Regions from separate parts of the Homo sapiens genome. Here region 1 is linked to region 2. The links are chromatin loops, found by intact Hi-C in ENCODE. Cell type or tissue: mammary epithelial cell. All regions are shown on one strand.

The links. Peaks named below come from ENCODE experiments on the same cell type or tissue, not always from the same donor. Only the 100,000 strongest peaks of a DNase experiment are listed, where the experiment ranks them.
Region 1: it touches region 2 in a loop (13-fold over the local background); 2 of 110 quality-filtered maps call a loop at or near these places.

What each region holds. Positions count from the first base shown.
Region 1 is chr4:142,091,453-142,099,452 of GRCh38, forward strand. The region is part of intron 23 of INPP4B (inositol polyphosphate-4-phosphatase type II B); the gene reads right to left. Among named protein-coding and RNA genes, the nearest start is that of IL15, 460 kb to the left of the region's middle. In mammary epithelial cell, no CTCF peak of the experiment used is centred here; DNase peaks (open chromatin) are centred at 459 and 4,709; H3K27ac peaks cover 1,374 bases.
Region 2 is chr4:141,155,325-141,163,324 of GRCh38, forward strand. It overlaps a transcript of RNF150 not described here. Among named protein-coding and RNA genes, the nearest start is that of RNF150, 26 kb to the left of the region's middle. In mammary epithelial cell, CTCF peaks have their summits at 1,649 (motif pointing left) and 3,099 (motif pointing right); no DNase peak of the experiment used is centred here.

The DNA.
Region 1 (8,000 bases), 940 kb after region 2:
TCTGTGTCACCTCTGAAAAACAGAAGATATTAGTAGCACTTAAAAAAGAGTTCACAGCCTCAGAGGGGAAGCCTACTTTCTCAGGTAAAAGTCAGAATGTATCCAAAGTAAGAAACAGTCTCCTCACACACGTGCAGTCACACACCCCAGTCACAAACATTCACAAACCCCATGACTATTCTCGTACCTCCCCAATGGAACAGAACAATCAAGTTGAGAGTCAGGTTTTAGGGCCTATATCCTCCTTGTTAGGTCAAATAGGTTTCTTCAACAAGAAGAGCTCTGACTTTGACGACCTGAATCACAGGCAGGGTATTAATAAGTAAACAGGAATGGAACCGTGGCCTTTTAGCTCACTGAACTGTGATGCTAATGATGTCAAATAGTTTCATTCTCTTATGGCCAAATAACTGTGTGGCCAGAAACTGTTCCAAGATGAATCAGAAATTATGGCTGCCTTCCCAGTCCCTAATCTACTCACTTCCCACACTAAGTGGCAGATACAAAATTGCCATGGGATGCACCACACTCCCACTCTGACGTCCATTTGTGTGATCCATACCCCTTGAAATCAAGACTAGTTCACGAATAGACATGATCTAAACCAGTTGGCACTAAATTCTCATCTTAGCAACTGTTTTAAGGATATGCAAGTGGCCTGTGCTGTTCCAGCTGAGTGAAGCTCCTGAAGAGGAAAGGAACCTCTTCTTAGCCCTTTGGTTGAGTGTGGGGTTAGCTCATAACAGCCATCTTTTAGCCACAAGACCAGACATAGGATAAAATTAACATAAGAGATAAGAGCAGCCTAATGATAAAATACAAAGGAGATATTGTTTTTTGTTTGCTTTTGTTTTTTGAGACAGAGTCTTACTTTATCACCCAGGCTGGAGTGCAGTGGTGTGACCTCGGCTCACTGCAACCTCTGCCTCCCTGGTTCAAGGGGTTCTCCCGCCTCAGCCTCCCAAGTAGCTGGGATTACAGGCACCCGCCATCATGCCTGGCTAATTTTTGTATTTTTATAGAAATGCGGGTTTCGCCATGTTGGCTGGGCTGGTCTCAAACTCCTGACCTCAGGTGATCCACCCGCCTAGGCCTCCCAAAGTGCTGGGATTACAGGCATGAGCCACCGTGCCCATCCTGAGATATTGTTTTATACTGCTGAGTCACTGAACCAACCCTCTCTTGAAACCTACCTTACTGCTAGAATTTTCAGTGAGGTTTATCAGCAAGTTTTCTTTATTGTTTAAGCTAGTTTGAATTAAGAGTTTTTGTCATTTGCAATCAAAAGCATTCTAAGGTAAGCAAATTGTTATATATGTATATTCAACATTGACCAGCCACAGTACAAATGTGTACTGTTGATTTAGAATGAGGAAAGGACAAGTCAGAGTATTTCTGGAGGGCAGCAAATCTATCACACCTGCAGTGATGGGTTTAAAACATAGTTCTACATTCTTCGACACTTTTTATTGAAAGACGTGGAATGTATGTCTCCTCAGGTTGAATCTGGGTGGGCTTCTGACTATCTTTTGACTAATGAAGTATGACAGAAGTAATGATCTGTGGCTTCTGAGGCCAGGTCTGAATTGATTATGCCTCTCCTGCCTGATAATTCTCTTGGAACTTGCCGACTGTATTCCTCATTTTGAGATGCTCCCTATAAGAACCCAGCCATTATGCTGGAAGAAGCCCAAGCCACATGGAAGGTCTTGTTTAGGTGCTTAAGTCAACAGTCACAGCTGAGCCCAGCCTTTGAGTGAGGTTATCCCAGGTGCCAGAATGTGAGTACAGAAACCTCCAGATGCCTCCAGTTCTCAGCCCCCAGGTATTCTTCCTTTCATCTGAAGGTCATGGACATCATGGAGCAGAGAGAAACCATCCCCAGTTTCCCTTTCTGATACCTAACCCACAGAATCTGTGAGCATAAACAAAATGATTCTGATTTTATAACAGTAAACTTGAGGTAGCTTGTTATCTGGCAATAAGCAACCAGAACAGAACAGCTACAATAAAAACAGTTTAAAGAGCTTGTACTTCTAAGTATGAAAAAGTTAACATGATGAACACTGCTTTCACTGCCTACTCTGGTGAGTACTATAGTCTGTAACATCAAGTCTCTTCTACAATTAATTCTAAAATAATTATAGTTAACTGTACTAGCAAGCAGACAAATGCAATTAGGTAAAAGCCATTGAGATATCTTAAAACTGAAAATTATGTTGTTTTAGATACTGTAAAATCTTGAAAAATAAGAACAGACAAAACTCCACCAAAACCAGCTTTATTTAAATTGCATTTCCAATTTTCAATTTATGAAGAAGGCAATACAAAAAAATCAAATGTCAAGATCCCATCCTGGTCTGCGTTGAATATTTTTGACATACACACTTTCAGTGCCTTGTCTTAAACAAATTTCAAGGTTGCATCACCCATAGCAAAAGGAAAAAAACAAACTTTAAAAGTAATTTTTAAATTATATCCAAAGCAATATATTAAAAATTCTTCAAAATTTCCTCAATCAACATTATACATTGGAGACCATGGAATATGGTGTTCAGGGAGAAGAATACGACGATAACATATTTTTTTCCTGTTTATATTTTTTTAAAGACAGCATTCATAATTTGATTTCAGAATTTCCAAACAATTTAAAGTCATGTCAAAAAATCTAAAGATGATTTGTTAAATGGCTCTCCAACTCTAAACTCCAGTCTCCTCAAGATGCCTAAGATAGTTCAAGCACAGACGATAGAGCAGAGTGGGAAAGGAAACAGGAGTATGAGAAGGGCTTTACACAAATCCCCAGTTCAGTCTTCTTGTGAGCCAAGTTAAACTGGGTGAACAACTACTTTTGCCCATACTCAAGTGGCCTAGGTGCTGGCACTGAAGGCAGTTTAATGGCCTCCTTTGTTTCACCTAGTCAAACTCCCTCATCCCTGCATTTTACCCCAATGATAGCCCTAGCAATAAATGGCTCCTTGAGAGTGCATTCTCCACACAGAAGTCTGAAAAACAGACTAAGAATGGATTTCTCAAAATTTAGGCAGAGAAGGGACACAGCTTTTGAGGTGATTTCAGTGTCTTACCTCCCTGCCCGTGCAAGAGCCAGACTGCTAGTGAAATACACCAAGGTCAGATGACAGCCCAGGGAGGCAGACACATAACCAGCCCTTCTCCAAAAACCAAGGGCTCACCTTTTCCATGCCTCTCCTGCTGCCTATAATGTGGAAGGAATTAAATCACAAACTGTAAGAAAGTCAGAGAAAAAGGGAGATGGTTGAGAAGATTGGGGCTTTTTCCAATAGTCACAGTATGTGGCCTACCTCTTCAGGCTCCTGGAGGCAAGGAAGAATGAGGTCTTGAATCTTTCTTACTATATAGAATAAGTTAAATTAATAATTTCTGAGGTATTAGGTATAAATGAGGTAAAATACAGGAAGATGATGAAAATAAAGCTGTGTTGGAAGGCTCCAAAATGAGGAAAGAGGTAATAAGAATATGAAACCTATAATTTATTCCATTCATATGGCTCCCTTTTTTGACTTGATGTGGTCTCTGATTTGGTAATCTGGGACACTCATATATTTACAGTTTATCAATGGCAACAAAACATATTAATCTATTAATGTGCTCACACTGTTATTTTCCGACCCACTTGATAAAGATAATTTTATCCTTGAGACTTCAATTTCTCACCCTTACTTAGCCTCTAAGGAGAGTTTCACTCTATCTGACATTCTGTGATGCAGAATTGGGAGAATGATAAAATAAAGGCTGAAGAAAAAGTGGACTGGAAACAAAAGACGTTGCAGTTGTGGTTCAGGGAGGAGGAGAATGGTAAATAAAGAGTGAATGTTTGGAAGAGTGCTATGCCAAATAGCTGAGTGAATTACAGAGTTGGAAAAGTGGATCTAAAAAGTGAAATAAGAATTTGTTAATTGTCTTTAATTTGATGTTTCATTGAAGGTTAGAACTAACGTAGTCACCTTTAATCGTTTTTCTGTTGATTGGACATCATACTAACAACTTCTTGTTAACAAGAAGTTAAATTCAGATATTTATTTCCAAAAGGGATGATGAGTCTCAATATTTTCAGTATCCATCTTACTTTGCAGTGTCAGACCAGAGAACTTATCCTAATGATGATTTCAGGAGCTCACCTATAGGAGCATTCCAGAAAGAAAAAAGTATGCTTTGTTTGAAAGATTATCAGAGAATCAGTGATTTCACGAAAAAATTAAGATAAGTCAACATAGATTGCAAAGACTATAGAAATGACAGAGAAGGAGAGAGGCTATTGGATAGGGATGAAATTTGGTTCAAACAATTGAAAAAGCTTCACGATCAAATTTAACTAGATTGTTGTTTGTTTCTGTTGTTTGTACACAGCAGAAATATAACTGTTGAAAAGCTCAGTGTACCACAATTATCGTCTTAACCATCTCTCTAATATTCATAAGTACATGTGACACTTTTTAGTCACAGAAATTGACAGTGGAAATTTTAATATTAACTTCTTTTCCCTGGTGAGATAATGGTAGAATTTACTTTGAAGTACAAGGTGTATACAAAGTAATTATTCTCATTTGGCTGACAATGAAATGCAGGCATTGAAAACACTAAATGACTCACCTAAGTGAGCTTTCAATTGAATTTATGTCTTTTGATTTCATGCCATTATGTGCAGACTTACTAGACTGGTATACTGGGAGGCCAGCCAATCTTTCGTGAGTAGTAGAATCTGGAATGCAAGAGTTAGACATTCAAAAAAGATGAGAGCCTCAGTGAAGAGAAAATAATGAAGAAAATGTAAGGATGATTGAAAGGCAAGAAAATCTAAGTTTGTACCTACACATACTACAACAGAATAAGGCTAGCTAAAAGATTTGACGACTGTAATTTATGAAGACCACCAAATAACACAGACATTGCAACATAGATAGTAACATAGATCAATGTCTGGTTGGCCAAGCAGGTGGACCTTTGTATATGTATATGTGTGTCTACCTTTGTTGCTTGTACTGCTGTTTGTATTTCATAATTTGATCGTGTCTAAAATTTAAGGGACATTAAAAGTCTATGTAGTTTAACATGCATTGAGGAAATAAAAATTGGATATTATTTCTTCTCACTTTTTCTTTTAAAAAGAAACAGAAGTGCTTCTAAAGATAGTAGTTAAAAAATTCTCTCAATCTTTTTAATGCTAAAAAAGCATTAAAAACTTCAAAAGATTAGTGCATCAGAGTTTCTTCTGCAATGAGTTTAAAATAAATTTGTAATTACAAGTGTGTAAAAATATATGAACAGAAAATAAAAGTATGGTGCTGGAAATATTCCAATATTTAAAAATCTACAATCTTCAGTTCACTGCAGAAGCCATTAGACAGCAATGGTGGAGCAGCAGCATATAAATTAAAAGAACATTTGACTGGGAGTCAGAGAACATGGAATTTAGTCTCTCTTCTCCTGCCAAAGGGTATGTGAATGACCCCAAGTCCCTCATAGCAAATGATGGGGTTGGACTAGGTCAGTATTTCTTAATCTATGTCCTGGGGAACACTTATTTAAAAAATGCAAATGAGGGTTTCAGATAATTTTGTATGTTCCCATAATGAAAAAAAAGCTATTTTAAATAAAATTAATTTAGACACTATAGATTAGGGTTTGCAAACTATGACTTGCAGGCTAACCCCAGGTCATACATTTTTTTATTTTTGTAAATACATTTTTATTAAAAGTCAGCCATGTCCATTTTTTGTTTATTTTATGTTATTTTTATTTTATTTTATTTTATTTTATTTTATTTTATTTTATTTTTTGAGACGGAGTTTCGCTCTTGTTGCCCAGGCTGGAGTGCAATGGCGTGATCTTGGCTCACTGCAACCTCCCACTTACTGGTTCAAGCAATTATCCTGCCTCAGTCTCCTTAGTAGCTGGGATTAGAGGTGCCTGCAACCATGCCTGGCTAATTTTTTGTATTTTTTAGTAGAGAGAGTTTTTCACCATGTTGACCAGGCTGGTCTCAAACTCCTGATCTCAGGTGATCCACCCACCTCAGCCTCCCAAAATTCTGGGATTATAGGTGTGAGCCACCATGCCTGGCCTGATTTGCATATTGTCTATGGCTTATTTTGCCCTATAGTAGCCAAGTTGAGTGGTGATGAGATCATATGGCCCACAATGCTAGAATTATTTACTTTCTGGCTCTTTACAGAAAAACTTTGCCAGCCATCCTACAGACTTTCTCAGAACCTTCAATGTGATAATGTGAATTCCAAAATAATTTCACTATTTAATCCTTGTATCACTCAACAATTATTAACAGAAATAGTGTTACTTTTCATAGTCTTCATTAACTATTTCCAAGATCCAACAGCTTTCTGCTGTTTGACTCTTTAAAACAACCAACTAAATGACTCAACTTATACCATGCATTCAACAAATGTTAATGGAATAGAAACAACGTGCTAGTCCTCCTGGAGCTTACATTCTGGTAAGGAGTCCTGTCAAATAATGTAAGTGACATATTGCATGCTACATGATGATAGAGGCTATAAAAAACTTTAAGAGAGAAGGGTTCCAGCGGGCAAGAGATTGCAATTTTAAAGAGGGTGTTTAAGAAAGGCCTTACTGAGAAAGTGACATTTAGGCAAAGACTTAGAGGAGGTGAGTGAGTGACCTATAAGGGGGAAGGCATTTAAGATAGGGCATAGAGCCACTAAAAAGTCCCAAGAAACAGCAAGAGGTCCATGGGGGGCAGAAGTCAGTGTGGAGCAGAGTGAGGTAAGTGTGAGAGAAAGCGGTGGAGAAGGATCAAAGGATCAAAGGGGTTGACTGTATGGTGCCTTAGAGGCCACCGTAAAAATGTAGGTTTTTATTCTGAAAACAAACAAACAACAACAACAACAACAAAAAAAAAACTAACAACATTGGGGGTTACTGGAAGAGTTTTAGGAGACACATAATGAGACTTTCATTTTAAAACAGTCACTTTGGATGTAGTGGATACGAATGGACTAAATGAGAAGTGACAGAAGAAACAAAGATGCTAGGAGGAAGCTGTTGCCAAAACCTAGAAGAGGTAAGAAGGGTTTTGCACAGGGTAGTAGCAATGCAGGTGGTGAGAACTGGTGGCATATATTTTGGAAGTGGAGCCAGTAAGATTTTCTGATGGACTGGAAAGGGGATGTGAAAGAGGCGACTCAAGGGTGGCTATTTTTTTCCCCAAAGCAACTAAAAGGTTGAAATTAATATAAACGTAGATGGGGAAGACTGTAGGAAGAACAGCTTTTTTAAGGGCTTATCAGGAACAAAGATTAAGGTGTTAAGCAGGATACAAGAGTTTAAGGAAGAGAGATGGGCTGGAGATGTAGATATGAAGATTGATAGTTAATAGCAGGTATTTAAAGCAACTAGGCTGTGTTCAATTGGGGAGCAGAGTAGACATGCATGGACTGAATCCTAGGTCACTCCAACATTAGATGTTGGAAAGATAATGAGGAATAGAGATTTAAAAGAAGCAGCCATAGAGCAGGAGAAATCACAGAGTGTGGTGGCTGGGAAGCCAAGTGACAAAAGAAGTAAGAAATAACTATGTCACACTTGTTACTAGATCAAGGAAGATGAGGACAAGTGACTCAGCATTGGGTTTAACAATGCAGGCTCTTGACAGAAAGTTTCCATGAAGTTACATGGATAAAAGACTTACTGGAATGAGTTTAGGTGAAAAAATGGGTGGTGAAAAATTTTAATTCCACTTTTATCTACTCTTTTTGGGACATTTTCAAACTTAAGCTTGTCCTGCAGTATAACATAATATTCCTCTCTATTGCCAATCCCTTTTACACATTTTTATGTGTCTATGCAATGACAAATATGAACAATATATGAAGAATTCCTCAGCCATCTCGATGTTTCCAAATATACATATGTTTTAAATAAAATATGCAAAATATTTGGATAACTGACTGGATTTTTCATTTATATATTTGGATGTCTAC
Region 2 (8,000 bases):
TGACCTCAGATGATCCACCCGCCTCGGCCTCCCAAAATGCTGGGATTACAGGCGTGAGCCACTACGACCGGCCGAGAGCTTTATTCCTTAAAAAGAGTTGCAGCCTGCAAGCCGGCCATCCTACAGGCCGAGAAGCATAGATTCTGGCAGAAACTGAAAGTGGGCACTTTGAAGGAGGAAGGGTGAGACAGGAATTTATGCTGAATGGGTTGGATAAGTATACATATTAAACAGGGTATAGCAGGACTAGGAATAATCACAAAATTGGGTATGCAAGTATGAGTAGTAAGCAAACATGAATGTTATATACATCCCATTTTCACTTTGGGGTGGAGACAACATTTAAATGCATCAAAATTTGGCTGTATATGTCAAAAGGTGAAATGGAGGACACAAAGACATGCAGTGCCCAGTCCTGTAAACAGCCAGAACGAGTCCATGGTGCGTGGTCTCTCACCAGCCAGGAATGCTGGTCAATTGTTGTGCCGAAACCACAAAAACGAAGGGGAGTCTGGTTGCAGTATCAGGCAGTTGTTTGAAATCAGTAGCAGAGCAAGTCTTTCAAAAGGACAGGTTTCTGTTTAACTCTTAGGAAAGAAAAGTCTGGTGGTTAGTGAGGGAGGAGGAAAAAGTAGGTGAGCCTGACCTTCCATCCCATCATGGCTGGAAGGAGGAGGAAAAAGGAGGCAACATGGACCTTCCATCCCATCATGGCTGGAAGGAGGAGGAAAAAGGAGGCAACATGGACCTTCCATCCCATCATGGCTGGAAGGAGGAGGAAAAAGGAGGCAACATGGACCTTCCATCCCATCATGGCTGGAAACCCTGTTTCTAAGCTTTCTCTGAGGTCCCCTTGGCCAAGAGAGTGTCCATTTAGTCAGTTGGGGAGCTGAACATTTTATTTTTATTTCTCATGTCTAAATTCTATTGTTGCATGCATATGAAGATTATAGTATATTTATTTATTTATTTCTGAGACAGGGTCTTACTCTGTCATCCAGGTTGAAGTGCAGTGGTGCAATCATAGCTCACTGCAGCCTTGATCTCCTGTGCTCAAGCCATCCTCCTGCCTCATCCTCCTGAGTAGGAGGGACTACAGGCATGTGCCACAACACCTGACTGATTTTTTGACATTATTTTAGAGACGAGGTCTTTCTATGTGTCCAGGCTGGTCTTGAATGACCGAGCTTAGGTGATCTTCCTATCTCAGCCTCCCAAGTAGCTGGGACTACAGGCATGAGTCACTGCTCCTGGCTGATATTATATTTAATTAAAAATATTTGTGCAGGCCAGGCACAGTGGCTCACACCTGTAATCCCAGCACTTTGGGAGGCTGAGGTGGGCAGATCGCCTGAGATCAGGAGTTTGAGACCAGCCTGACCAATATGGCAAAACCCTGTCTCTACTACTAAAAAAAAAAAAAAAAAAAAAAATTAACCAGGTGTGTTGGCACATACCTGTAATCTCAGCTACTCAGGAGGCTGAGGCATAAGAATTGCTTGAACCTGGGACGTAGAGCTTGCAGTGAGCCAAGATTGCACCACAGCACTCCAGTCTGGGCAGTAGAGTGAGATTATCTCAAAAAAAAATTGATCATATGCTATAGATGATTAAAATAATCAATTAAGGTCCAGGCATTTCCAAGCCTAGAGAGCAGCAACACCTTGTGGTGAATATGTAAGGATGCTTTCAGCTGCAAGTATCAGAATTCACAACTAAAAGTTGTCCACTAAGTAGACATTTCTGAGATTGGGTGAGTCCATAGTGTAACACTGTCATCAGAAACTCAGATGCTTTCTGCTCTTTGCTCTTCTACCTTCAGGTTTTCATCAGTGTTTCCTCTCATGGTCATAGATAGCTGCAGGATTCAGGTGTCACGTGCACAATATCTCCCCCCCCAAAAATGTAGGGGTGTGTCACATCCTAGAAACCCTTTTTAAATAGTGAGAAAAATATTTCCTAAAATGGCCATCCATACTGCTGCACCGAAGAAGATGTCAGATCCCTTTGGCCTGGGTTTGATAATATATAACCATGGCTAAATTCAATCCCTCAGAAGAAGAGTAGAATTATGATTGACTCAGCCACCAGTGATTCATAGTACAGAGCAGGTTGAACCTCAGAGCAAAACTAGGGCTCTGTCAGTAAGGGAGAATTGGGAAGCAAGTGGCAAGAAATGGTGTCTGTCTCAGTGAATTAGCCAGACTAGGGAAACTTTACATTTCTTTTTTTCCAGTCCATTTGAAGTTGACTTCATATTTTAGCTTTCAGAAGGCACTCTATTTCTCCTTTTCTTGGGCCTGATCTCCTCTGTTGCTCATTCTTAGACTGATTCCATATGTCTTGGTTTTATTATCATGTTTAAAAAACTCTAAGGAAGTTTACACGATAACATATTACCACCTCCTATTTGCAACGTGCATTATAGTATAAACAAGACTGCCACATATAGAAACAAGGCTTCTACAAACAGTTCACTGTTACTCAAAATAGTGTTGAGAAAAGACCAAGGCTCAGGCAAGTCAAGTGTCTCGTCCAGAGTCAAACAGCTTTGAGGTTATTGCATTTGCTCTATGGCTCATATCTCAGTCTTTTCACCCAATATTCTTTCCATTATCCCCTCCTAGTGCTCAGAACTCTATACATATTTGTTAGATAAATGGATTAACATTTAAAAACTGGGGAAGGCCAGGCATGGTGGCTCACACCTGTAATCACAGCACTTTGGGAGGCTGAGGCAGGCGGATCACGAGGTCAGGAGTTCAAGAGCAGCCTGACCAGCATGGTGAAACCCCATCTCTACTAAAAATACAAAAATTAGCTGGGTGTGGTGGCACATGCCTGTAATCCCAAATACTTGGGAGGCTGAGGTAGGAGAGTCACTTGAACCCAGGAGGCAGAGGTTACAGTGAGCAAAGATAGTGCCACTGCACTCCAGCCTGAGTGACAGAGCAAAATTCCATCCAAAAACAAAAACAAAAACAAAAACAAAACAAAGAACAACAGAAAAACCTGAGAAGTGTGCTTATCATTTCTGTAATCTTTTTTCAGGAGAGGTTGAGAAAATATAAAGTACTATGACCAGTTGGCCACTGGAGGTCACTATTATTTCACAAAAGGAGAACTTGTCACTCTTTCAAAAAAAAAAAAAGCCTAATCCTATTTTAAAAATCCAAGAGAAATGGTAGTAATAGTTGTTATATAACATTTACTGATTTCCCAAGGCTTTAGGAATTACAACTATAGAAAGCTCATCCTTAGTGTATTAACATTTACCAAACATTCTGCTGAACTGACATAGTCAAATTTTTCTGTGACATTTCTGCTCATTTATCATTACCATTTCATTTTTACAATGTACAGATAGTGGAAGTGTTAATAGATAAGGTTCTTTCCTCAAAGTTATCCCTACCCCGCCCCCACCACCCCAACCCACATTGTTATATTCCAAGGAAGAACTATCAGTATTTCCTGTGAGTATAATTTGTGAGACATTTAGAACTCAAAACCTCTTTTTACCTGAACCATCCTTCCAATTTATTCACAGATAATCTGAAATTTTGCCATTAGTTCTTCATTCCTTTTTGTTAAGTTTATGTTACCATCTTGAGGGTGCTTTGAAATGGCAGTTCCCAACTTGGTGTTCTTTAAAATATGTATGGTGTGAATCGTTTCATAAAAGAAAGTGTTTCTCAGCCAAGCCAATCTGGAAAATGCTGTAAACTACAGCCCCTATTTGGAGCTAGAAAACCACATTATCACTTTAAATGAAGAGAAGTTCAACAGCTGGTATTATTTTGGTTAACAAGCTGTTTCCAAATTTTTGACCAGAGGTCAGTAAACTTTCTCTGTAAAGAACTGGGTAAGAAAATGTTTTAGGCTCTGTGGGTCATCTAGGGTCTCTGTTGGAACTAATCTAATTCGCCATTGTAGCTTGAAAGTGGCTTTGGACAACATGTAATCAGTGAATGTGGCTGTGTTCCAACAAAACTTAGTTTGTAGACACTGAAATTTGACATTAATATAATTTTCACATCATGAAATATTATTCTCCTTTTGCTTTTCCCCAAACAATTTAAAATCTAAAAACTCTCAGCCATATGAGTTTTGTACATAGCTCACAATCTCTACCAAAACAAGCAGCAGACAAGATTTGGGCTGTGGGCTAGAGTTTGCTGACCCCTAATTGTTGTTGTTGTTGTTTTTTGTTTTTGTTGTTTTTTGTTTTTTGTTTTTTTAATAGGGCCTTGCTGTGTCACCCTGGCTGGAGTGCAGTGGCGCAATCATGGCTAACTGCAGCCTCCACCTTCTGGGCCCAAGTGATCCTCCCACCACAGCCTCCCAAGTAGCTGGGACTACAGCTGTATGTGACCACACCTGGCTAATTTTTGTATTTTTTGTAAACGCAGGGTTTCGTCATGTTTGCCCAGGCTGATCTCCAACTTACGGGTTCAAGTGATCCACCCACCTTGGCCTCCCAAAGTGTTGGGATTACAGGTGTGAGCCACTGCGCCCAGCCTGTCTTTCTTCTTTCTAATTTGTTCAAGTAATATTTCAGCCATTGTCAAATGCCAGTCCTTACTGGTGTGTTTTTTTTTCAAACTCCCTACTTTTGTCTGTTACAATTCGCAACAATTGTGATAATTTTGCAAGAATCCTTGATTCCCAAAGGTTCTACAGCTGTGATTCTAGAAGCTCTGCCCCAGGTCATCAGCAGTGGGGTCACCTGGCACCTGGTAAGAAATGCAAATTGTCAGGCCCCACCCCAGAACTACTGAGCTGGTTCAGCAATCTGTGTTTTCACAAGTCCTCCAGGGTATTCTGATGCATGCTAAAACTTGAAAAATCACTATTACATAGCTCCAATCAAAATTTTAACATACCATAAGATAAGGAAAGGAAAGAAAATGGAAGTTATCACAGATTATCTGGCTAAGGCAAATCAACTGTTACAAGAATAAGTATGGAAAGGAAGTCTGTAGGAAGGAAGTGACTGAAGGAATTAGAAATCTGCATTACTGGGGAAATGCTGGTTGGCAGGCTGATAAATCTTATCCCAAGCATCATTATTGTATATTTGTATAAATCTAAATGTATGTAACTTTGTATAAAGTGTCTTTGCAAAGTATCATTGTGAAACTTTACAGATAATCTAAAAGTATGTCAACTCATAGAAAAACATAAAATAACAAAATTAATTAATTTATCAATGATATGGTTTGGATCTCTATCCTTGCCCAAATCTTATGTCAAATAGTAATCCCCAGTGTTGGAGGTGGGGCCTGGTGGAAGATGATTGGATCATGGGCGTGACTTCTAATGGTTTAGCACCGTCCCCTCTTTGGTACTATAGAGTGAGTGAGTTCTCACAAGAGCTGGTTGTTTAAAAGTGTGTGGCACCTCCCCCTCCCACTTCTTCCTGCTCTAGCTAAGTAAGACATATCTGTTGCCATTTCACCTTCTGCCGTGATTGAAAGTTTCTTGAAGCCTCCCCAGGAGCTGAGCAGATGCCAGCATCATGCTTCCTCTACAATCTGTGGAACTGTAAGCCAATTAAGCCTCTTTTCTTTATAAATTACCCAGTCTCAGGTATTTCTTTATATCAATGAGAGAGTGGCCTAATACAGAAAATTAGTACTGAGGAGTAAGGCATTGCTATAAGGATACCTGAAAATATGGAAGCAACTTTGAAATTGAGTAATGAGCAGAGGTTGGAAGAGTTTGGAGGGCTCAGAAGATGATAGGAAGGTGAGGGAAAATTTGGGACACCCTAGAAACTGGTTAAATGGTTGTGACCGAAGCGCTGATAGTGATATAGACATTAAAGTCCTGGATAATGAGGTCTTAGATGAAGATGAGGAACTTATTGAGAACTCAAGTAAAGATCACTTTTGCTATGCTTTAGCAAAAACCCCTGTTTTGACTGTACCCCTGCCCTAGGGATCTGTGGAACTTTGAACTGGAGAGTGATGATTTAGGGTATATGGCAGAAAAAGTTTGTAAGCAGCAAAGTGTTCAAGATGTGGCTTGGCTTCTTCTAACAACCTATGCACATGTGTGTAAGCAAAGAAATGACCTAAAATTGGAACTTATATTTAAAGGGGAAGCAGATTGTGAAAGTTTAGGTAATCTGTAGCCTGGCTATGTGGTAGAAGAGAAAAGCCTATTATCTGGGGAGAAATTCAAGCAGGCTGCACAAATTTGTGTAACTAAAAGGACAGCAAGTGCTGATAGCCCAAGACAATGGGGAAAAGCCCTCCAGGGAATTTTACAAACTTTTGTCGCAACCCCTCCCACCACAGGCCCAGAGGCCTAGGAGGGAATAATGGTTTCATGGACCAGGCCCAGGGCCCCAGTGTCCTGCACAGCCTTAGGACACTGTTCCTTGCATGCTAGCTGCTCCATCTCTAGCTGTGGCTCAAAGGGGCCCAGGTACACCTCAGGCTGCTACTCCAAAGGGTGTAAGCCATTAGCCTTGGCAGCTTCCATGTGGTGTTAAGCCTGTGGGTACACAGAGTACAATTGCTGAGGCTTGGGAGCCTCTGCCTGTATTTCAGAGGATGTATGGAAAAGCATAGATGTCCAGGCAGAAGCCTGCTTCAGGGGCACAGTCCTTATGGAGAACCTCTACTAGGGTAATGTGGAGGGGAAATGTGGGATTGGAGCCCCAACACAGAGTCCGCAATGGGGCATTGCCTAGTGGAGCTTTATGAAGAGGGCCACTGTCCTCCAGGCCCCAGAATGGTAGAGCCCTTGACAGTTTGCACCACATGCCTGGAAAAACCTCTAGCACTCAACGCCAGCCCATGAGAACAGCCATGGAGGCTATACACTGTAAAGCCACAGGGGCAGAACTGCCTAAGGCCTTGGGAGCCCACTCCCTGCATCAGTGTGGCCTAGATGTGAGATATGGAGTCAAAGGAGATTATTTTGGATCTTTAAGATTTAATGACTGCCCTGCTGGGTTTTGGACTTGCATGAGGCCTGTAACCACTTGCATTTGGCTGATTTCTCCCTTTTGGAATGGGATTATTTACCCAATGCCTACGCCTCATTGCATCTTGGAAGTAACTATGTCGTTTTTGATTTTGCAGGTTCATAGGCAGAAGAGGCTAGCCTTATCTCAGATGAGACTTTGGACTTTTGAGTTCATGCTGGAATGAATTAAGCATTTGTGGGGGACCTCTGGCAAGATGGCTGAATAGGAACAGCTCCTGTCTGCAGCTCCCAGCAAGACCAATGCAGAATGTGGGTGATTTCTGCATTTCCAACTGAGGTACAAGGCTCATCCCATTGGGACTGGTTAGAGAGTGGGTGCAGCCTATGGAGGACAAGCAGAAGCAGGGTGGGGTGTTGCCTCACCCAGAACCACAAGGGGTCAAGGAACTCCATTTCCTAGCCAAGGAAAAGCATGAGGGACTGTGCCATGAGGAACAGTGCTATCCAGCCCAGATACTGTGTTTATCCCATGGTCTTTGCAACCCACAAACCAGGAGATTCTCTCAAGTGCCTATGCCACCAGGGCCCTGGGTTTCAAGCACAAAACTGGGTGGCCATTTGGGCAGACACTGAGCTAGCTGCAAGAGTGTTTTTCGTACCCTAGTGGCATCTGGAATGCCAGCAGACAGAATTGTTCACTCCCCTGGAAGGGGGCTGAAGCCAGGGAGCCAACGGGTCTAACTCAGCAGAGCCCACCACCACGGAGCCCAGCAAGCTAAGATCCACTGGCTTGAAATTCTCATTGCCAGCACAGCAGTCTGAAGTTGACCTGGGATGCTCGGGCTTGGTTGGGGCAGAGGTACCCACCATTACTAAGGCTTGAGTAGGCGGTTTTCCCCTCACAGTGTAAACAAAGCCACCGGGAAGTTTGAACTGGGCAGAGCCCACCACAGTTCACCAAAGCCACTGTAGCCAGAGTGCTTCTCTAGATTCTTCCTCTCTGGGCAGGGCATCTCTGAAAGAAAGGCAGCACCTCCAGTCAAGGGCTTATAGATAAATCT